Regions from separate parts of the Mus musculus genome. Here all the other regions are linked to region 2. The links are chromatin loops, found by intact Hi-C in ENCODE. Cell type or tissue: left cerebral cortex. All regions are shown on one strand. Region 1 overlaps BC049762 (cDNA sequence BC049762). Region 2 holds the start of Zfp354a (zinc finger protein 354A). Region 3 holds the start of BC049762 (cDNA sequence BC049762).

Region 1 (8,000 bases), 200 kb before region 2:
AAAGATACATCAGCTCCCAGAGTTAGAAGTAATGCAAAAGGTAGAATTGTAGTTTGGGAAGAGGAAACTGTCCTAGGGATGTATGTATGATAGGGATGGGTGCAAGGCAATGTGGCTTTACACAATGCTACTGAGCCACACATTTTAAAATGGCTAAATTCCAGCCAGTTGTTGCCCCAAATGCCTGGAAGGCTGGCACAAGATCACTTGAGCCCAGGAGTTTGAGGGCAGCCTCAAAGCAAGAGTTTGTATTGGGACATCGTTGGAACAGCACTCCACACATCTGGACCTCAGTTTCATTTTCTTGTTGGACTTACAGTTTTTCCAGGGTATATTCAGACCCCTGGGATGTTCAAGGACAACTTCATGAGGAACTGGCACCTTAGACTCTTTGGGTCTCCCAAGAAAGATTGCACCTGGGTGCAATGGCTCATCGGTTAAGAGCAACAACTGCTCTCCCAGAGGTCCTAAGTTCAATTCCCAGCAACCACATGGTGACTCACAACCATCTGTAATGGGATCTGATGCCCTCTTCTGGTGTGTCTGAATACAGCAACAGTGTAGTCATATACATAAAATAAATAAATATTTTAAAAAAGAAAAAAAAAAGAAGTAATGCAAAAACATCAAGCTAAGAGCCACAAATATATACAGAGGACCTGATGCAGAACCATGTAGGCTCTCACTTTCTGCTTTAGAAACATGGGCTCATATGTGCCCTGCTTAGTTGGTTCAGTGTCCTGTTCTCAAAGTGAAAAGACAGGGTAGTTTAAAGGAACATAAAAAGACACAAAGAAGAAAAAGATGGATAAATAGCTGGGCCAGGAGAATTATTTTGAAACTTTAGGACTCAGGGACCTCACCAGTACGACTTGTTCACAGTTAGACTACAACGCAGGCCACACAATTGCTTAGTATCATAAAGTGAGAGTGTGGGTCTCCAAAGGAATGCAAAGAACAGAGAAGAGAAAAGAGAAAAGAAAAGATGCCTCTATCCTTTGAGGAGTTAACACTCTGTCTTCCTAATTGACTTTCTCCTGTCTCAGGGCTTAAAATCCATATTAAAGTTGCTTAGAGAGCGCCAACCTTGCTGTTCCATATGACCAGTGGCTTTTTTCCTCCGCATGATCACATGATATGAGTGCGTGACTCCTGGCTGTAACCCCAGCAACTGGGAGATCAAGACAGGAAGGGCAGAAGTTGGTGGTCACCTCTGTCTACAGAGTGGGTTACAGGATAGCCTGGGTTATGTAAGATATTTCCCAACAAACTCAAACCAAGAAAACCTAACAAGGAACAGAATGAGGGATTGTTTTTTTCTACCCTTGAAAATTAAAGACATGGACCTCCGTTGAGCTCATGCTGTCCCTCAGTTTCCTTTGTGTTAAAGTGAACACAGTGACAAGATGTTCCCATCACACCTGCTAGAAGGGGCAACTGGGTGCTTTTGAAGAGCAGGGAAGGGTTCAGGACACAGGCATTCAGGCCGTCAATAGAACTGAGATGAGATGAAAGACAGCAGGGCTCAGTGCCAGGCCCAGAGTTAGCAGATCCAGGGTGGCCTCTCTCACAGGAGGACCCACTGCTCCACCACACCTGCCTTCCCCACAGGCTGTACTTTCCTGGGATTCCCAGACTCCACGTTTTGATCTTTATGCTTCTTAGTGAAGATGTTGCCAGACACCACTTCCCCAATTATTATGGCTTAGCTACAATCTTAGAGATGATTCTTAGTTACAAAATAATGGACTAAAGACATTTTGTATGTTTCAGGTTTTCAATCAAAGTTTAGATGAAGCTAAAATATTTAGCAAATGTGTCAAACTATCAAATTGACCAGGTTGATGGCAAATACTTTTAAGCCCAGAACTTGGGACAGGAAACCAGAAGCATGTAGATTAGTATGATGTCCTGGACACCTTGGTCTAAATAGTGAGTTTCAGGATGGCCAGGGCAATGTAACGAGACCCTAACACAAAAAGAAATTTTAATTACTTGACCTTGTTTTCATTCATGCATTTTATATTTTCAATTGATACTGAGCCTTGCTATGTATCTAAGAGTTCCAGAAATATGGGTCAGCCTCCTGAGATGTGATTAACGGGTCCTAGTTAACCTTTGCTGATCCACCCTACACATCCAGGTAGGCTGGGTCTGATTCAGTCACATCCTAGAGCTTTATAAACAACTGGGTCTGCACCTGGCTGTCAGACTTGAGGAAGTCCAGGGAAGTGAACACAGGTCTACCTACACACTCCAGACCCTGTATCACTCACCAGAACACATGGAGCCCCAGTTCTAAGACTCGGTGGAACATACTGAAAGCTGTGGGAAGAAAATGCAGGTTAATTGGAAAGGGAGATTCAATGCTTGTGTTTTCTGGGGGATTGCTGGAAAATTTGCCTTTCAATTCATCTCAGAAACTTTATAGCTCAAAAGTGTATGTCTGGCATGACATCGTTTGATGCTCATAGTAAGCCTCATGGAAAGTGTTGGGACTGTGTTCATTGTCCACCTTGGCAAAACATGGTTAACTACCTTGAACATGAATGAGCACATGTCCCCAATTTGAAAAGGTACTGAAGTTGCCCCTCTCCTTGTTTTTGGCCTCTATGGTTTTCCCTTTGTTAAGGCAGCATCTCAAAGATCCAAGGCTAGCCCCCATCCCACTCTATAGCCAAAATGACCCTGAATATCTTATCCTGCCTCCATCTCTTGGGAAAGAGCTGGCATAGCCACGTGCCAAGCGCCCTTGTTGTGGTTTTTCTGTTTATTTGTCATATGGTTCATCTGATAAGTAGCAAAGCTGGACTTTCTAGGGGATGCTAGTATGGATTCCTAGCACTAGGAAAACAAAGTAATTGAGAAGAGAGTGAAATGGAGGCAGTGGCTGAGGTCTTCTCAAAGGAGAGGGGCTTTGGTCTTTAGCTTGCAATCCAACAGGGTGCAACTCCAATATCCAAATATGTTTCCCCTAGTTACACTTCACCACCAAGGTTTCCCCTTAGGTGAGAATGAACCGGCATCTGTAGGTGAGGAAGGAAGAGTCCGTTGTCTTTGCAATGCTGCAAGAGGCTGTTCCCGGAATCTGTTCACAGCCGAGAGACAGATTCTTGTTGAATGAAAACGGTTTTAATATTTTCATTATTCATTCTGAACAGACAGAAGCAAACCAAGGTGAAAGCTTGAGAAACACTGAAGGATCCAATGTGGGATGGAGTGGGAAGCAGGGAGGACAAAGGCCCTCAGGTATTCAGAGGCAACTCTGAGAAAAACAAAATCTTCTATCATATGTGTTTTTTTCTGAGACGTATGGGCTTATAAGAGACCCCAGATGTAAACAGCTGTATGTATAGACTTGAACTCAGTTGTCTCAGGTTTCTGTACTTTTTATAGCAAACCCAAAGTCTCGGTAGCTGTGAGCACTCCCCTGGAGGGAGGAGGCTTGAGTCTACGCAGGGATAATGTCCCCAAGTAGCACTTGTCCTGTGACAACCCCTTTTATTCTGTAATATATTTTCTACAACTAAAGATGCCAAAACTTACATGCAAGTAAGGTTACTGCATGCTATTAAGAGCAAAGTAGATGATAATTCTACTCTTGCTAGCACGTGATTAATCCCCTGGTGACCGAATGAGGCCACTTTCAATTTGTCAGAGTGCGGGACAGGTCCCTACAAAAAGTTCAGATGTGCATGTACAAGGCATCAAAGGCACTCAGCACAGCCCTCCATCCTTTGCAGGTTCTACCGGAAGCTCATGGACTGACTCTGAGATCAGGGTCTTCCTGCTGGAGTGGGAAGTAGTTGAACAGGAAATGGGCCACCCGGGCAGGAAGATCCACAAGAAGACCAGGGCTCTTTGCAGGCGCCTTTACCAGCAGGGCCTGAAGAAGAGCTGGGAAAGCTGTTTCGACCTACTGCTGAGCCTGCGAGATCTGCACAGGACTCTCTGTAATGAAAGACCAGGGATTGAACCCTTGTTTTCTCCTTATGCTGAGGCCCTGTACAGGATCCTGGGCTCCAGTCCCCAGGGAAGCCATGTCCCAGGTTAGTCTATTTTGTACTCATTGCCCTTTCAAGTGCTATAGAGAGCAGTATCAGCTGACCTCTCCTTCATGAGGATGGAGCAGAGCACACAGTGTGGGAATCCCCATTCCCACAGGCCTACATTGCACATAGCAAAAGTAAATGTCTGTCCTCTGTGTTTGTCTGCATTCTTCTGTCACCCCAAGGGGATGGGAACTGGGCATGTTTAGGGTGAAGCCTGACACACAGAACAGACCATCACTTAGCATGATCCAGGGAGAGTAAGGTCGCCCTGCTTATGAAGATTATCTTTCTTCTTCCTCTCAGGTCCTCTCGATGATGGGGCTGGTAACCCTCCACTTTCTGTGTACCCTCAAACTCCCAGGAACCAGCCTTGGGATTATGGCGTCGCTGTTCCTTCTGCACAGCTTCAAGGGAACGCACTGCCAATGATGTCACAGGAGGATTCCCTGTTTCCAAGAGGGGAGCACTGGAACCCCAACCATTCAATGTCAGCTCCAAACTTACTTCCTGACTTTGCCCCAGGAGACCCTAGCTTCCAGCAACCGTGGCCCACCGCGGAATAACACCCTGATACTCAATGAAGACAGGTGGCCTTTCTTTGTTTATTTTCTGAAAAACCTGGGACTGTGAAACCTTGTGGGTGTGGGCATCTTTCTCTACCCCATAAGGAAAAAAATGTGGAGTTAAATAAAGGTCCTTATAGAGACTCTCTCCTGCCTCATTTTTGTGACTTCAGTGGGGTTCATAAGGAAAGAGGGGCAGCAGAATGTTATTCGTAGATGTTCCACTGGTCCCCTGGACTTGCCCTTTTCTGTCTGTCTTTATCTTGGCAAGTTCAGACATGAATGTTAAACTAGGCAAGTCCTCTGTCATAATTGAATACCCCTACAAATGGAAGCAGGAGAAGTGTACAACAAAGACATGTTCTTAAAGAAGTCCCCTATCCCTAAATCTCGATGGTAGAATAACTTGGCACAGATGCTTGTAGATCTCAGGCTTAAAAAGCTCTATAGGATCTTGACAGAATATTGTAGTCAGCTCCCACATCTTTTTTGTTGTTGTTGTTGTTTTGTTTTGTTTTTTGAGACAGGGTTTCTCTGTATAGCCCTGGCTGTCATGGAACTAACTCTGTAGACCAGGCTGGCCTCGAACTCAGAAATCCACCTGCCTCTGCCTCCTGAGTTGCTGGGATTAAAGGCGTGTGCCATCATGCCCGGCCTAGCTCCCATATCTTACTTGTGGCCCTGATAGATAAGTCTTGGGGTGTGGCATTCAATAAACCATCCCTATTTGAGACTGGTCTGAGTGGTTTGCACAGTGATTCCCAGACCCCAACATTGTAAAGGGCAAGGAAGCTACTTTTGCAGTTGAAGTTGACTGCAGAATCACAGTTAAGAAAGAGGAACATATAAAGATTCTGTGGCAACCCCTACACACCACCACAAAGAAAGTAACAGCCTAGAAAGAAAGCCATCAAAGAGAACCCTTAAATAGTGTGATAAGGATGCTGAAATGCAGGCTTCCATACTTGATGGCTTCTGATGGGGGTGTGGGTAGGACTTGGTTTTTCTTAAGGTACTGGCCACTGAGAGGTTGACCATACTCCTCTTGGGGTTCATGAATTGCCCCATAAGCCATACGAACACCGATCTCAGTCAGACAGGGATGGCTTATTGAATGCACACCCTAAAACTGATTGATCAGGGCCATAGCTCAGAATTCTGGGGCTGATTTAATAAATTAAACATTTCTGACTTATAAAGGAAAAAAAAACACATAAAAACTACAGTGAGATCATACGCAGGTGCAGGAAGGGCTACCCAGTGGTAGACTCTGACTCAAGCTATTTTATACATAACAGCTCATACTGACCTTTAATTTGATGGGTTCTAGATAAAGCTTTGTGGAATTTCTTAAGATTAACAAATGTCATAATATACAGAACATAACAGGGTACGTGATCAGCATGACCTTACTCTGGGTCAAGTTTTTTTTCAGTGTCAGGCATATTACAGCAACAATATGAAATAGCTGGCAGGCATGGAACAAAATGGGTGCAGCTATACTAGCAGGGCAGACCTCAACACTCCAGTGACTATATGAAGTTCACAAACTGGGCTTGTTTTGTTTTGTGGTCTTATTTGCTTTTTTTGTGTGTGATGAGAAGTCACAAGGGTGATTGGGGTCAGACCCTGGAGAACTGGGAAATGAGTATGATCTGGGTTCATGTTGTGAAATTCCCAAATAATATTTAAAAATACTATGAGAAAAAAACCAAAACAAAACAGATCTGAGAAGAAATGAAAGACAGCACGGTTCAGTGGCCAAACTCAGAGTTGAAAGATTCAGTATAGCTTCCATCACAGGAGGACCCACTGCTCCACCACTGTCGCCTTAACCACAGTCCATGCTTTCTTGCTGTCCCATGATCTCCTCCACCCCCATCCCACCCCTGCCACCATGGCCGCCTCTTGTTCCTAGTGCTTCTGTGTTTGTAGTGCCTCTTCGTGAAGATGTTGCCACAAACCAGTTCCCCAACTAGTATGTGCTAGCTGCAGTCTTGGCACTGATTCTTAGTTACAAAATAACAGACTAGAAAACAGTCTGTATGTCTCAAGTTTTCTATCAAGGTTTAGCTCGAGTAAGGCTATTCAGCAAGTATGTTCATTTATTACTTTGGCCAGCCATGGTCACCCATATCTTTAATCTCAGGACTCAGAATTGAGAGCCATCGTCCAGAGACTGCACAGTTGCACATACTGAGTTCCAGGATCACCAGGGCTATATGGAGACCCTGCCTCAAAAAATCAAATTTGAAGTAGTTAATGTAATCAATTTTACCACCCCAGGTGATATATTCAACTGAGACTGTGTTTTGTGATGTAGCCAAAACAATCCAGAAATCTGGGCCTCCCTCATGCCTCAGCCTCCTGAGATGGAATTAAAGGGTCCCTGGTTAACCTTTGCTGATTCACTGTACACATCCAGGTAGGCTGGATTTGACTCCATCACAACCCAGAGCTTTATAAACAACTGAATCTGCACCTGGCTGTCAGACTTGCAGACGTCCAGGGTAGTGGGTACAGATCTTCCTCCACACCCCAGACTCTCTTTCATCTATCAGGACACAGTGAACCCCAGTTCCAAGACTCTGTGGCACACACATAACTCAGGAGGGAACATGTAGAAGATTTGGAGGGTGTGTGCGGGTACCCACTCGTGTTTTGTAGAGGAAACCTGGAGTATTAAGTTTTCAATTCTGCTCAAAAGTTTATAGCTAAATGTGTCTCTGGCATGCCCTCTCCATATGAATAGGAACTCATTTGGCACTCAGAGCAAGCCTCACGGAAGGCTGAACCTGCCTGCACCTCTAAGGAAGGAGCTGGCATTGCAGTGACATGCCAAGCACGCGTCTCATCTTTTTCTTTGTTACTTGTACATAGACTTTGTCTGATACCTAAATATACTTGAAACAAAGCTGAGATTTATGAGGAGGTATTGATATGTGTTTATAGCACAAGAATAATAGAAAAAATTTAGGAAGAAAGAGAAATGGAGGGAGTGGCTGAGGTCTCTCAACGGAGAGGGGGTTGGGGCCTTCTCAAAGGAGAGGGGCTTAAGTTATTTTGCCTTTCACTCCAACAGGGTACTCCTCCAATATCCAAAGATGTTTCCCCTAGTTACACTTCACCATCAAGGTTTCCCCTTAGGTGAGAATGAATCGGCATCTGTAGATGAGGAAGGAAGAGTCCGTTGTCTTTGCAATGCTGCAAGAAGCTGGTTCCAGAATCTGCTTACAGCTGAGGCAGAGATTCTTGTTGCATGATAATGGTTTTAATACATTCTTTATTAATTTCTGACCAGAGAGAAGCAACTAAGGTGAAAAATTGAGAAACACCAAGAATCCAATGATTCAATGTAGATGGAGTGGGAAGAGGGCAGGACAAA
Region 2 (8,000 bases):
AGCTGGTCGGCTCAAGGGTCCAAGGGTTCTGATCTCACTTGTGAGTTCCAACCCTTATAGAACCCCTCACCAGAGATCCGTATCCAAGCACTTCACTTATACATTGAATGAAAACCACCACCACCCCAAATCATCACACGGGGTCTCTCTAGAGCCCTAAGCAGGGGCCTTCATCTAGACCCCGCTATCTTTTCCTTCATTCCTGCAGTGGCGCCCTAAGGTTGTCTGGCTGCATCTCAAGTTCAATCCATCCTCCATAGTGCACCTCACAGCACTTCCTGAATGTAACAGCTCTTTGTAACAACTTACAACATTATATACAAATAAAGACTCTTTTTCCGGGCCCATTTTTAAAGGGTACATTGTTGCCTCCTCACCCTTCTCTCTGTGCACACAATTTTCTTTCAATCTAATCTCGACAGTGCTCTGAAACCTGCCTCACTCCTTGACACTCTCTGAGATGGTGGCTGTCAGAACAAGGACATACCATAGTTTCTTCAGCTGGTTAACTAAGAGACCTTTCAATTGTTTCTGATTAGAACCAGCTTTCTGAGAGCTACCCACAAGTACAGTGGCCATTTGCAGTGCAGATGCTAGCAGCTCCCATGTCCAGGACACAGCTCTTGGAACAGCACCAAGGCCCTCGTTACAGGATCCCTACATGCATAGCCTTCCCACCGTTTCCTTTTCCTTTACATTTTGAACTCCAACCTGAGTGAGTTCTTTATCATCCCTTAAATATACCATACTTCTTAAATGAGCTCTGAAAACGCAGCCCTCCTCAGAAACAACCAACAAGAAAAAAAAGACCCCAAGAAATTCATTCGGGACATGATCAGAAGAGAATAACAGAGCTAGCCCAGATTTCAGTTTCCCTCCACTGCTCTTATCTAATTTACGGATAATTTATTGAGTTGTTTGTTTACTTTGTTTCATTGGTGTGTGTGTGTGTGTGTGTGTGTGTGTGTGCGCGCACGCGCGTGCTGGGAGTTGAACCCAGGGCTTTTTGTGTGTTAGACAGGTGTTCTTACCACTGAGCTCCATCCCAGTCCCTGACCACCTCTTTCTTCTTTAAAGATTTATTTATTTTATATATATAAGACATTGTCATTGCCTTCAGATACACCAGAAGAGGGTGTCAGATCTCATTACAGATAAGACATTGTCATTGCCTTCAGATACACCAGAAGAGGGTGTCAGATCTCATTACAGACGGTTGGGAGCCACCATGTCGTTGCTGGGATTTGAACTCAGGACCTCTGGAAGAGCAGTCAGTGCTCTTAACCACTGAGCTGTCTCTCCAGCCTCCCACCCCCTCCACCCCGGCCATCTCTTGTGGACTGAGAACCTGAAGACATTTCCCAACCCACACTCTAAGCTGCACCCTCTCCTTATTCACCACACTGGAGCCTGCAGAGACTGCCAGGCCTGCGCACACACTCACCGAGAGAGAAGCCTCCAGGGCCTTCTTCCTCCACCTTCCAGGGATCCTCTCCTTGCTGCAGCAGGGAGATCACTTTTGGTTTGGTAAACGGGAATCCTGCTTGTAGACAAGATGAGCTCAGTAACCAGAAGCCTCAAATGTTTCCCTCACAAGGCCCTTTGCAGAAAAACACATAGCAAAGGAGATGGGCAAGAGGTTCCAGAGATGGAACAAAGCTCTCTGCTGAGAGATGAACCAAGCAAGCATGGAATGACTGCTGGTTGGGAAGATGCCCAGACTATGAACCTTTGCTTCATACCAAGGGAAGCGGTGCCCTCACTGCCACGCCCGCTCCACTGCACATGGGCAGTTCCAGGCCTGCTGTGCAAAGTGTGTGTCAATGCTTACTTATAAGGTCATATTTGTAAGGCCTGAAGGCAAAACTCTGCTAAGATTTCACAATGAAATCTCCATTTGGAAGAGAAGGCACGAGGTCTCGCTTGTGAGTCTCTGCCCACAGGGCACTCTCTTACCCAGCGAGGCCAGGTTGCTGTAGTTCTCCAGCATCACCTCACGGTACAGGCTTCTCTGAGAGGGAACCAGCTTCTTCCACTCATCCCGGGTAAAGAGCACGGCCACGTCTTCAAATGTCAACGACACCTGTGAGGGACAGACAACTCCATGGGAGAAGCCACCCTATAGCCTCAGGCTTTGACACACATGTGCAGATGTATATCCTCACACAGAGATACAGCCATCCAAACACGTGACCAAGTACATGAGAATACGCATATACACATGTATGCACACCACATCATACATACATACACGATAAGAAAAAAACTTTCATGGAAATTGTACAAGCAAAAGATAAAACCATAAAGTGGGAAAAACAACAACAACAACCAACCAACCAACCAACCACCACAGACTGGAGAAGGCTTGGTGAACAACATAAGGATTGTCAAGAAGAAAGAAGAAAAAAATAGAAAACCAATTTTGGTAAGGGCAGAGAATGAAACAGACAAGTGCGGGAGGCAGGACCAGAAAAAAAAGGAATTTTCTCAAGTACGTATGTGTATTCTGTCCCAGGTACCTGGCAAGTTACTTGTGGAATTTGTAGGCATACACCAGACTGGCACCAGGCAACAATAGCCTGTCTATCAAGAGATACATAAGACTGGAACTGTGAACATGGGGTGTGCTCCCCACAGAATCCACCACCCACGGAGGGAGGACCAACTGCTCCAAGGAGGGCATGGGCGATGAAACCCGGTGAAGGCTGAACTGCGTGGATAACTGTCAGAAGGAAAACCAAACAAAATCCGCTCCTTCTGCTACGAAATGAACCGGCAAGGTGCTTACCTGAGATGTCGCTTCCCATTGCTCAGGAGCCATCTTCTTTCTGAAGGTTCTTCTTCCAAAGATGGGTGAAGATGAGGGAGGATCTGAGGGTGGAAAGAAGAAAGGAGTAGTACCTGTTGCTCGGCACCTGTCAGAAGCAGCATCTCCGAAAGTGTCCCATCATCTGAGCCTGGCTCTTCTGCCTCAAGAGAGGGAACCAGGAGCTGGGGGTGGGCATCAGAGAATCGACAAGTCACCAGTCTTCTTGTCCGTGGATGTCCAGAAGCAAGATTCAGGCGACACTGTACTCCATAACCGAGGGGACTCACTGAGCTCCCATGTGAACACCCTTAGACTGTTCACCACATCTCAGCAGGCACTTTCCAGCCCCTTTGGGAAGGAAATTGAAGTCTGAATGCGGCCACAGTGGGGGCGCCTCCGGTTTTGCCCCCTCAGATTGACCACGGGCAGGGACGGTGTTCTTCCTTATAACACGTTGCCCACCCGACTGCACTGCTGCTGTCAGAGATCGATTTCCAGAATACCAGGGGAAAACTCCAGAAAGGGGACCAATAGTAGCCCAGGACAAGAGAGCTGCACGGAAAACACAGCCTGCGTGGTCACTGCCCGGGCGGTGGGGAGCAGGTCACTTGCAGTCCAGAGCCAAGGCCACTGGGAGCGCGCGTTCTGGGGAGGGGGACGCGCAGGAGGCCGCCGAGCCAAACCCAGCCCAGCCCCTGTCTGACGTCCGAACATATCGAGCCTTCACTCACCTTCCCTCCTCCGGCTCCCGCCGCGCCTCACATATGCTCTGAGCCGCCGCGGGTAAGGACTCTGCACGGGGACCTTGGCCCCTAGCCTCGAGCCGCGCCACAGACGCCCTAAGACCCGCGAAGGCTCACGGGGGGGTCAGATCTTGGGGTCCAGAGGGTGGTGGCCGCGGAGCCCTCTGGGAAATGTAGTCCACTTCGAGACACAGGGATTCTGGGATTTGAAGTTCCTCGGTTTGTCTGATGCACAGATTACTTGGAAGGTCAGAGTGGACACCGGGAATCAAACACCTGCTTGTTAGGTAAATAATAAAAGATGTTGCAGGTTAGTGGAAAGGAAGCTGGCACGAAGTACCCTTTAGAAGAGCTTTTTTTTTTTTTTTTTTTTTTTTTTTTTTATAAGGTATTAGTAGGGCTGGAGAGGTGCTCAGCGGTTTAAGAGTCCTTGCTGCTCTTGTTGAGGACCTAGGTTCAATCCCCACTACCCATATCAGTTGCTCACAATGGCCTGTAACTGCAGTGCCTGGGTTCCAATACCCCCTTCTGGCATCTCCGGGCAGCGGATGCATTCCATGCTCATACACACTCACTCATACACACAAGTAATAAATGTCCTTAAAATTCTTCTTTTCCCACAAATAACAACAGCGGGGAGGGGGGAAGTTATTAGAATCAGGCTGAAGGCAGCCACGATGGAGATCTGACGGGCAAAGCTTATCAAATATCCTTCAGCTCCCAAGGACAGGAATTCTGTATTCTTACAAGTTTGGGGAAGTTTGTGTTGACACATGGCCCAACTTGTGTGCCAGGAGTCAAAAGAAAAGGTAGGAAGGCAGTAGATGCAAGCTAAGTTATAACTCAAGGTTGTCTGGGGTGTCTGTTGGAGCTAGGGTGGCAGCTGAGAGAGGAAGAGAGAGATAACTTAGCTCTGTGAGCCTTGTCAATGTCACAGCACATTGCTTGTATCAACTCTCAGTCCAAAGAGGGAGAGACTACAGGAGTGTGTGGTCTGACTTTTCAGAGTACGCTGTACAGTCTGTGTTCTAACGGTCACGCACCAAGCCCTATTATGAGCCATTTGAAAAACTGAATAAAACAAATGTCATTATCCTGAAGTACTTTATTTTTTGTAAAAGGCAAGAACCAGACAACAAGCCACGAACATAATTAGATAGGGATCTAGAAGATACCTGTAATAAGACCAAAAACAAAACAAAAAAACAACAAAACAAAAAACAAAAAAGAAGAAAAGACAAACAACAAAAGAAGGGTAGGGCAAAGCAAGGGCAGCCTGGGCAGACAAGAATGAAGCACGGGGTTGAGGCAACAACTCAGGAGAGGCAGAATTGTAGCAGTTGTAGTTTTGTGGCTGTGACACTCACTTGAGAAGAATAACTTAAGGGTCTAAAATAAAGGGCCAGTTTGGGGCCGTGGTTGGCAGGTTAAAGTCCTCGCCTGACTGACTCCATTGACTGTCGGCTCAGAGCAAGGCAGCAGAATGTCACAGAAGGACAAGGAAGATGAAAGCCGTGGAGCTGAAGGCAGCCAGGAAGCAAAGAGCAGCTAACAGGAAGGGGTGGGGCCAAAATAGACCCTTCAAGGACATCCCTAGAAACCCATCTTCTCTAGCCAGGCCACACCCCCTACAGCTCCATAACACCCCAAAACTGGTTGAAAGACTGAGTCCATCAATGGGTTAAGTCATTGTGTATGTAACAGCCCTTATGATGGACTCCTCCGTGGATACGGCTTATCAACGCAACCAGATATGGGCTTTAGCAAGCTTTTGGGTACCCCTCAATCTAATGAAATTGACAATCCATAGCAATCAGGACAGAGACATTACAGGAAGAGCCAACAGATAATTGTTTTAGAATTTTTTATTTATGAGGACCCGGAAGAAGACTCAGTGGTGAATCGCTCCCTGCCAAGCCTGGTAACCTGAATTCAATTCTAGGAACTCACATAGTGAAAAGAGAGACTGACCTCACACATACACTGTGCCACATACATTCATATATGCACAATAAATACATGCAAAACATTTTATTTTAATTAATTTGGTGGTGGTACTGGAGAATGAACCTGAGCCTCTAGCAGGCTAGACAAGCATTCCACCCCTGAGCCACATCCCCACTCTGTAGAGAAAATCGCTTACGCGCATCATCTGTCAATAAAAAAGACTATGGCCAATGAGCTGAGGCAGGAAATAGGAGGTGGGACACTGGCAGGAAGAGACAGGATTCTGGGAAATAGTGGGAAAAAAATAAAAGGAGATGATGAGAGAGATGTGAAAAAGCAGCAGCTGAGCCTGAAGGACAGGTAACTAAGTGGTAGACAGAATAGTTTGAATGGGTTAAGTAAGCTACAAGCTAGTCAGAGAATGAGCCAAAGCTATGGCCTAACCAACTAATAATAAATAATTAGTCCCAGAGTTGTCATTCCTAGAGCAGGGGATAGAAGAAAAAAAACATTTTTTTTTTAAACACCAGCCCTCTTTTAACTTTTGAGACAGAGTTTCATCAAATTGGCTAGGCTAACATTGACCTCACTCTGCAAAAGCTGGCCTTGAACTTTGAATTCTTTTGCCTCAGACTCCTAGATAGCTGAAGTGGCAGACTCTCCCAGGCCAGGCTAGTAGGTATTGTCAGTCACACAAAAAAAATTATAAATACACCCAGCCCAGCCCCACTCCAGTTTCTTGGTGCCACAGAGCAGAAATTAGTAGTTAGGGTTTTGATTCTTTTATCAGCACTTAGAAGCCAAGCTTAACCTGTCACCATTCACATCTGCTTCAGTTACAACTGAAGCCACAATGTATTTGTTGCAGCTCAGTAACTTTCAAAGCTCTTATCTGAGGCTTATTTACTTCAAGGTATTCAAGTAAAGTTTTATTTCTAGTTGTTAATATTATCTTAAGGCTTTCTTTTTTATTCTGTCAACATCCTTGAAGTTTATCTTTGAAGATGGTTTTCTTCCGTTTCTTGAAACAGAATTACTGTGTCAAGGACTGCTAAACCCTAAGGTGTTTAGGGTTGGTCTGATGCTATGTATACAAATGCTAAATTCTGAACCCCAAGATCTTGCTACCCTCAGATGAGTGAATTCTCACATACACTGATCTTTGCTGTGTAAACCTTCCTCCCCAATTTTAAGCCATTGGTTACATAAAAATGCCTATAGCCAGTCACTGTGGAGAGTAGAGGTAGACAGGATTTCAGTTACCTGGTGGAGGTAGTGAGGAGGGACCACAAGGAGAGAGAGAGAGAGCTGGAAAGGAAAATAGAGAATGGGAGGAGAGAGATAAGGAGACCACCATTAGATGGGATGGACCATGAGCATGTGGCCAGAAGAAGTCTACCCTGAGGACAGGCTGATGGAGCAAGAAAGCAGCTGGGGTGAGACCAAGCAACTAACTTGGGGAGCACAGCTGGGAATTAGCCAATCTAGCATATATAAAAATAGATTAGGGGTAATCACACAGTAATTGTGCTAAGCTGATTAAAATAAATTATAGGCCTCAATCTCAATTATTGGGAGGCTTGATGGCTTAGATTTTTCAAAACCTACACTAATGAGGGTTCTTAAATGCTTCAGCCTTCCTTTTAGGCCACCACTCAATAGAGGGAGTGGAAAAGAAAAGTTAATAGGAAACAGGTTGTGGACCTGTTTAGAAATAGTTCTTTGGGTGGGGGGATTCCAATCCTCCTTGTCAGCAACCAAGTCGTCTAGCAAAACGCCAACACGAATCAGCAGCAGCAATCCAGCCCACTGGGCAATCACCATTCACGAATCAGCAAGTAAAGGCAGTTCAATCCAGAGGAAACCACGAAGCTCTGCCAATCAGCCCAAGTCCACGAAAGTGGAAAGATGCCCCCAGACTATCACAAGAAGTTCTTCGGCTAGCTGCTCTCTATGCAGTCACAACCAGCAAAGATCAGTGATGGAGACGCAGTGCCAGAGCCTCCTCCCACAGATTTATATCTTTTCTAAGCATCATTTATCCTTTCACTTGTCTGGCCCAGCAAAACATTATATGGCATGACTGAGTTTCCAAAGAAACCAGAAATTTCTATTTAAGGGGCTGGCTGGGTCATAATAAGAATGAATGGAGTTAATCAATAGCATTTACAACAACACCAAGGCATTGAGTCTGGAGCCTAGTTCTCCCCTGGGAGAATTTATAATCCAAATTCTCATTATTGGTTGATGGCCACATGTGTCTGATGCCAGTACCCACTTGCGATTTTCCTTCAGTCTTTTCTGTATTTAGGAGAGATATGGCTTTGCTTGCTTGTTTGCTTGTTTGATATGCAGTTTTGAAAAGTTGTGCAATTATGCATAACAAAAGAAAATGTTATGGCATCAAAATCTTGATCCCTCTGCCTTAGTCCCTGGAGTGTTAGGAGCACAGGGGACAGCCACCACACCTCCCTTAGGACTGTTTTCTTTGCAGTATTTTG
Region 3 (8,000 bases), 200 kb before region 2:
TAAATCCTCAGAGCCCTTAGTTTAGTCACTTGCTGAGCTACTGTCTCCTATCAATCCCAGACAGACATAGAACAAACTATAAAATTCATAGCTTTAGTCTAGGCAGTATAGAAACTAGCCTATGATATTGTTAACTTTTTTATTTTTTGCAGGAGTAAATATGTCTGATTCCAAATTTGATAAAAGCTATATAAGCAAATGACAACTTGCTGAAACTTAAAATGCAAGTCATTTACCAATCCGAGTCTTTAAACTGATGATGTGGTTTACAGTGCCTGTTCTCCTGAGTACTGCTGTGAGACCTTCTCTTGCGTTTGTGACTTCCACTGTAGCTTTCATGGCCCCAGCTTTCTCTACTATCCCAATCAGGACAGTGAGTTCGTTTGGAATGCCGCATCTGTTAACGAGAAGAGGGGGGAGTGAGGGTAAGTGGGAAGCTAAAGATGGTCGTATAACTATATATTACCATTGCTTAAATAGGAATACCTCACACACAGGGTCACGTAGGCTCTTAGCACTTCCCAAAGCTTAGAACACAATACCACTCCTATGTGAGATGATGCTGAATGGAACTGACTCTAGTACTAGATGACTGACAGCATGGAGACTTTAATAGGTTTTCTTTCGCTACATAGTACAAGGACAAATTCTCAACTTAGTGCTTGCCTTCAGAAACACTCATTTTTTGTTTTTTGAGAAAAGGATTTTCAGTTAGACCTGACTGTCTTGGAACCAACTCTGTAAACAAGGCTGGCCTCAAACTCAGAAATCTGCCTGCCTCTACCACCCAAGTGCTGGTATTAATGGGCATTTGTCAATGTACCTGGCTATTTTTTACATTTTTTTAAAAAGGGCCAATTAAAATTGCTCAAGGGCTGGACAGATTACTCAGTAATGTGCTTGCTATGCAAGCAATGAGGACCTGAGTTCAGATCACTCACACCCACATAAAAAGGCAGGCATCATAGCACAGACCTGTAACTCCAGACCTAGGGCTGGGGCGGGGCATATGGATCCCTAAAATTCACTGGCCAGCCCAGTCTAGCTTAATTGGCAAGCTCCAGGTTCAATGAAAGTCCTTGTCTGAAAAATGTGGAGACCCATGGAGATATCCCATTTTGACCTCTGGCCTGCACATGGGACAGAATGTATATGTACACTCCTAACACAAAATATTTTTTGTTTCCTTCTATTTATGCTGATTTTAAAAATTAGGTCACTTATAATGTTAATAATTCTACCAACTGAGCTACATTCCTGGTCTCTCAATTTGGTTAAAAATCAAGACTGACATGAATGCACACAGATTTTTTTTTTCCTTTGAGACAGGAAGTTTCTTGGTATAGGTCTGGCACTAGCTCTGTAAACTAGGCTGGCCTCAAACTCAAAGATCCACCTTCCTCTGCCTCTAGAGTGATGGAAATCAAAGGTGTGCACCACCATCTCCTGGCCAGATCTGAATATAAGAATAACATCTACAACTATAGTTAGCGATAGCCTATCCCAACAGTGTCATAAACATCCTTCAGTCTGGCAAAGTTTAATACAAATAATCATAAGTGAGAGAAGCAAGCAAGTAATTGATTTAAAGGTAAAGAGCCTTTCATTAATGAGATTTCCCCCCCCCTCAAACTCTGTAGAGTTCCTTTCTCTAAATGCCAGAATTAGTCCGATCCTTAAACTGAGACATGGCCAGTGACATCAGATAATGGTAACAATTCCCAAACTTCATCTCCAAGCTCCTGTGGATCTCTCCCAGGCTCAGTATCTAACATTTATCCTTTTACAGATCTGTGACTGTTGGACACCAGTGTTAATTCTCTCCTTTCATCATGTGGGTCTCAGAGATCAAAGGTGTGCAGCATTACCCATTTAACCACTTTGTTCCCCTACGTCAATTTTTAAAAAAAGATTAAATTTATTTTTAATGGGAATGGGGTAGGGTGGGGCAGGGTGGGGAAGATCTACACGAGTGCAGTTGCCCCTGGATACCACAAGAGGGCATAGGATGCCCTAAAGCCTAAAGGTCCATTACAAGAGCAGTGTCTCCAGTTCCATAGCTAAATCTTTAATTTTGAACTCTGCTAAGCAGAGTTTAATGGTTTGGGAGGGAAAAAAGAAAAAAGAAGCTGAATAAGGCCCAAATGGAACAAAACCAATTTAGTTGATCACCTTGAGCTTGCCTAAATGGCTGAAAAATAAGCCAACAAATCTATTAAACACCGGGCTTGCAAAGAAAGCAGTTTCAGTTCTCTTCCAAAGTGTTCCTCAGAAAGGGTGTGCATCACAACATCAGGGTGTGATACTATTATTATTTCCTGATTACTGAGGACGTAATGAGGGGAGAGGAGGTTTCTAATTGCTAGGCGAGACTCTACCACCGACCTACATACCCCCTGTCCAAATATTCAGTAAACCATATTCGTTCTTCTAATTCTGTGCCTGCCAGGCATCTTCCTGATAATGTGGCTTCTCTTGCTCAGTCAAAAATGAGAAAGCATGGATTAAACCACACACACACACACACACACACACACACACACAAATCCTAAATTCTTGATAGGTACCTTGGTTAAAAAAAAAGTTAGTAAGCCAAGCATTCCTTTCGATATAGTCATTTTAATATGGTGAAGTAAAACAGACAACACTGCAAACTTGCTGGAGACAAAAGCCCAAACTCAAGCTTTAGAGAAACACTCATCTTCCTATTTCCACTGGAGTTCTGCTGACATATTCCTCCTATTATCAAAATTGTATTTAAGGTTTTAGTTTGATTAAGGCTTTTTTTTTTTCTCTTTAGAGGGGGTGAGGGGAGGGAATTAAATTCTGAATCCCAAGCCACCGGGCTACAGGCTAAGCACTCTCAAAACACAGCAGCCCAGTGTACAGCTTCTGATGACTCATCCTTGTGACTGGCCATTAGGGTTTCACAAGTCTTGGTTGCTTGCTTCAAGTTACCCCCTCCCCCTCCACTTCACATCGCTACAGCCAGTTTACCTCTCACAGGACAAATCTCAACTTCTCAAGTGACTAATATGCAAACCCACCTATCAGTGGGTCCTTGTCCCAATAGGCCCCGACTAACATTCCCCATCCCTCCTCTGATCTCTGGCCGAGTTCGGAAATACTTTGTTTTTAGGCAGGTGTGGTGACACGTGCCACCCTAGAGGCAGAGGCAGGTGGAGTTCTGAGAGACTTCAAGGACAGCCTGGTCTGCACAGCGAGACCTTGTTTCAAACAACCAACAAAGAAATATTTACTTAGGAGGCAAAGTAAAAGATTTCTGAGCTCATGAGAGCTTTCATACACAGGAAAGAAAAGCTACCTCAAAATATTACACTATCTCTAACACTTAAAAATCATGCTACAATCCTCTGTATCCTTTCAATAAAAGATACAATGGAACCCATATGTATACGCTCATACTAGAAATATTATTCTCCACCACGTTTTAGAAGTTTCAGTCTCCCATTTAAGTGGGGGTACAAGAGGCCCTCGGGTGCGTGTTCAAAATTAGGCCAAATATCTGCAGCTTTAACATTAGACCAGGTGACAATCGGTCCACTGGTTTAGAGGGTTGGCTACTTGAGCAACAGAGCTGTCACAATGTAAATGCAATGTTCGCTCTCTAATTCCATCACTCAGCTCTCTAATCCCATCACTCAGGAGGCAGAGGCAGGAGAATCTCCTGAGTTCGAGTCCTGCCTGGCCTACATAATGCCTGGGCAATCGGGGCGACCCAGATCTAGGGGGGGCTTGGGGTGGGGTGACCGCCTGGCATGAAGGACGAACCTTCCTTCCCAAGTGTGATCCTCGAAGCTGGAGGTGAACTCCAGCCGCTGCCTGGCTCGCCGCAGCGCCTGCCCTACCTCTTCCGGGCAGCTGGCCAGGGCCCTTAGAGCTGAACAACAGAGCGAATAGCGGACTTTGGAAAAGGCTCCGGTTATGCAAACGGCCGAGGCCACAGACAGGGGTGAGTAGGGGGTCGGGGTGACTTCGACTCTGGACGGCACTAGTACCGGGGATGCGTCCCGCCAAGGGTCTCCCCGCTGGTTCCTGCGATGGACGGCCGAGGCCTTGACAAGAGGTGAGCGAGGCCCAAGCTGCCGGACCGCACCGTCGGGCGAACCCGGGGCCTGCGGGCCTTGACTCGAGCGGCGAAACCGCGGCAGCTCGGGTGTTGTCGCCGCCGGCCGAGAGGCACCCCGCCAGCCCCGCGGACGCATCCTCCCGGTGCTGACGCCCAAAGCCCACTCTCTCCTCAGACACCTGGCTCCGCGCGACACTGCCCACCTCACCTCCGCAAAAGCAAGCGGCCTTTTGGCCGAGAAATGTCGCCAAACCGCCGTCGTTCCTCTCCAGCCGCTGCGACAGACACCGACAAAATGGCGTCCGCGCCGTCACCCTACAACCTCCTCAGGTGGCTCCAGCGCCACCTACGCCGAGCCAGCGCGCATGCGTCACGAAGCCTCGTGCCCGCCCACAGATCGTGCAAGGGGACGAGGGGTCTGTGACGTCAGGGACGGCGGGGCTTGATCAGCCACACTGCGGCTGCGCAGCGCTGGAGGCGCGGGTAGGACGAGGTTCTGTCCGCTTGTCAGGCTGAGGTTCTTTCTGTTCTTAGGTGAACCTGGAAGCCCGCCTTAAGTCTGCGGCGCGCGTCGGGCTCTCGAAGAGTTTTGCTGGGCGTGGCCACGCTGGGTAGGGCCAACCTCTGACCTTTTCCCATCAGCTTAAAGTGGGAAGCTCATCGCACTCCATCTACCAGTCGCCCCTCAACCTCAGCTCCAGGTAGAGCCACCAGAGCGCAGAGTCCCCGAATGCTCCCAGCTAGGGCAGCTCAGTGACCAGGATATGGCTGTCACCTGGCGCTTCCGCTCTAAACTGGATTTGGAGAAGTTTACCTGAATATGCCTCTAAAAACAAGCGTAGCAGGTGCTTACCCTTCTCTTTCTCTTTGCCTTCCTCTCTCTCTTCCTCCTCGCCTTCTCAGCCAGCAAATCGAAAGGAATGGGGAGGTTTGTCCTAAGACTTCTGACAGTATTCTTCCGGTTACAACCATGGCAGCCTCATGATTTTCTACTACAGTTACTCAACAAACGGGCATTTGTGGTCAGACTTTTTGGTTTTTTTTTCGAGACAGGGTTTCTCTGTGTAATCCTGGCTGTCCTGGAACTCACTCGGTAGACCAGGCTGGCCTTGAACTCAGAAACTCACCTGCCTCTTGCCTCCCAAGTGCTGGGATTAAAGGCGTGCACTATCACTGCCTGGCGACATAACAAATTCTTAATATATATCCTTTTTTAATTTCAGAGAACTGGGCTTTTGTGGTGCAGGCCTGTAATCCCAGCATTTAGGATTTAGAAACAGGAGGATCAGGAATTCTAGGTCATCCTGGGCCATATAGCAAGTTCAAGGCCAGTCTGAGCTACATGAGATCAAAACTCAAAAAACAAAACTGCTGAGAATCCAACACCATAATTACTGTCTAACCCAGTAGGGTTGAACTTCTTCTGGTCGTCCTATCTCTTATCTCCTTCCTCCAAGAGCTTGAAGCATAAATATGAGCTGTCATAACCAGATTAATTAAATACTCTATGCCAATCACTTTATAGACAGTCTTAGTAATCTAGACAACTCTAAGAGGTGATTCTTAGCTCCTTGCTTTAATGACAAATTTAACTCCTGAAAATACCATTCAAACTTTGCTAGCTTACGGTTTCATTGTCATACTTACTGCCTCCATTCATGCAACAAAGTAAAAAACAACTTACTTTTTTCTTAATCAGTTAGAGAAAAGTATTCTGAGTCCATCTTTTGGCAAGACCAAAAGGGTCTGTCTTGAAAAGGCTCGTTTCATGGTGATTTGTCTCTGAAGCTCCCATTATGAAACAATGAATCCCTTCACATTTAGCAAAGTTGATTAAAGGCCACACCATGAATGAGTCACAATGGATCTCTCAGGCATCCCATACTGCCCAAGATGGACAATATCCCAGTTTCCTCCAGGGTTCCTAACACTTCTGAAGAGAAAGTCAAACAGCACAGGAGTAACAAAGATTCAGTCAAACAATGTTGAAAGCATCCCAATTCCCAGTGCACTCTGCAGAGCATATGGAGTGGGCAGGAAGCATCTGAATTCATACCATTCAGGGAATACAGGAAGTGCCCTGCACTGCTCCTTTAATTACTTATATGGGTCTCTCTTCTCTCCTTCCCCACTATTCTTTCTTCTTTTTTCCCCTCTTCCTTTGTGATCGTCTTTGTATACACAGGGACAATCTGGAACTTATTATTTAGTCTAAGCTTGCCTGGAACTTGTAGAAATCCTCCTGTTACAGCTTCCGAATTGCTGGCATCACTGGTGTGAGCTATTAGGTCTGACCTATCAATGAACGGGTCTCAGATCCAGGGCCAGATCACAGATGCATGTACCCTCTGGAAATACTAGCCACAGGCACTTGGTCAGCCTTCAGGATTCGTCAGGATATTGGTTCTGGTAACTGCAAGAGAGAAACCATTTACCAAAACTTTGACTAGGTCATGCCCAAAAGTTTATAGAGAAGATAGAATTCCTTCTAATAGTGGATCCTTAGATAACCCCCACCCACCCACCCATTAGAATGGAACTGCCATCACACATTACTAGTCACTGTTTCTACGTTAATTTAACTAAAATCTAAATTTAAAAATGTAATTGAATCTATCTAGAGACTGTGGAGTGGATAGTCAGTGAATCCATGCTATGGCACACATTTGGAGGTCAGAGGAAGACATACAGAAGTCAGTTCTCTCCATCTACAATGTGGGTCCTGAGGATCAAACTAAGATTGATAGTGTTGGTAGAAAAGGTTCTTACTCACTGAGCCATCTTCTGGGTCCCTCAATAAAAGGTCCCTTGAATAAAATTGGTGGCATTGACTAAGTTTCACTAAATAAATAAATCCCAGACACCAAGATCAGTAGCATAGAGCTGTGATGCCAGCATGTTGAGAGGTGGAAGGCAGAGGATCATGAGAAGGTCATTCTAGGCTACACAGTAAGTTCTAAGGCAGCCAGGACTACAAGAGACCCCATCTCACAAAACAACACATTGGCTTCCCAACTCTACTTACTGCATTTTCTCAATATTTAAAATGTATTGTCTTTCTCTCAGTTGGTAAAAGGCTTGCCTAGCATGCATGACCCCTCAGGTGTTGTTTTAAAAAACAAAAATTCTAGCCCTTTAACTCACCAAATGAAGACTCAGGAGCCAGATGCCCTTGTGAAAGCCTGCTAAGCTCGGAGAGGCAGAGAAACCATTCATTTGACCTTCCTATTCCACTGATGTCCCAGAAGGAAAAAACTCTACCAATGTCTCAGGAGAAGGCCCTTTCTCCTTCTCTACACAGTGCAAAATGCCCTTCAACTCAAAGACCCTTCTTTCTGTTTACTTCTGTTCACTCCATTCAGCTGGTTACTTGCTTTGCCTCTTGACCCATGGTTGACTTTATTTAGCTCTTGGATTAATGGTGTGTGCTAGGGCTGAGCCACACCACAACTACTTGTTTATTGTAAATAGAATGCTCTAGGATCAAAGGCTGAGTCACACCACCATTAGAAACAGTTCACAATCTTGGGGTTCATAATATGATCAAATGCGGCAGTATGGACCATGATATTGGTACTGAACAAATAAGAAATGGGGAGACAAGGGGAGTCTGCAGAGTGGGAAAATCCTTCCAGCCTTGCATAGAAGGAACCAGTAGAAGGCTCTATCACTTTCTAGGGGCCAGCATACCCCTCGACAGAGAGGATTTGAAAGGTGAATATAGGAGAGAAAAACCAGGGAGTCCACCATCTTTCCATCTGTACTAAAGATCCTGGGCAGTGCCTCTGCATAAGAGCAAGACAAAGGTTTACTCCTTAGTCTTTTTCATTGGCTTCAAGAAGTCTAGTTCAGATCCTACAGGCTTAACAGCAGGTGGAAACAACTTCTTTAACTCTTCCTCAGGCCCGGC

The links. Peaks named below come from ENCODE experiments on the same cell type or tissue, not always from the same donor. Only the 100,000 strongest peaks of a DNase experiment are listed, where the experiment ranks them.
Region 1: it touches region 2 in a loop (2.4-fold over the local background); 8 of 42 quality-filtered maps call a loop at or near these places.
Region 3: a loop joins it to region 2, with 6 times the contacts of the local background. A loop is called at or near these places in 8 of 42 quality-filtered maps.

Annotation. Positions count from the first base shown.
Region 1 is chr11:51,250,408-51,258,407 of GRCm38, reverse strand. BC049762 (cDNA sequence BC049762) reads left to right here. Exons shown (of 3, transcript NM_001382322.1): 2 at 3,744-4,049; 3 at 4,356-4,763. The coding sequence ends at 4,615. Among named protein-coding and RNA genes, the nearest start is that of BC049762, 8.6 kb to the left of the region's middle. In left cerebral cortex, no CTCF peak of the experiment used is centred here; no DNase peak of the experiment used is centred here.
Region 2 is chr11:51,054,943-51,062,942 of GRCm38, reverse strand. It overlaps Zfp354a (zinc finger protein 354A), which reads right to left and starts at 3,718. Exons shown (of 5, transcript NM_009329.4): 1 at 3,541-3,718; 2 at 2,789-2,871; 3 at 1,957-2,083; 4 at 1,445-1,540. The coding sequence starts at 2,821. In left cerebral cortex, a CTCF peak has its summit at 3,435; DNase peaks (open chromatin) are centred at 3,096, 3,647 and 4,050; H3K4me3 peaks cover 1,479 bases; H3K27ac peaks cover 596 bases.
Region 3 is chr11:51,259,568-51,267,567 of GRCm38, reverse strand. BC049762 (cDNA sequence BC049762) reads left to right here and starts at 4,564. Exons shown (of 3, transcript NM_001382322.1): 1 at 4,564-4,935. The coding sequence starts at 4,911. Clk4 (CDC like kinase 4) reads right to left here and starts at 4,454. Exons shown (of 13, transcript NM_007714.6): 1 at 4,299-4,454; 2 at 237-397. The coding sequence starts at 397. In left cerebral cortex, a CTCF peak has its summit at 2,005 (motif pointing right); DNase peaks (open chromatin) are centred at 2,058, 2,977 and 4,495; H3K4me3 peaks cover 3,506 bases; H3K27ac peaks cover 1,548 bases.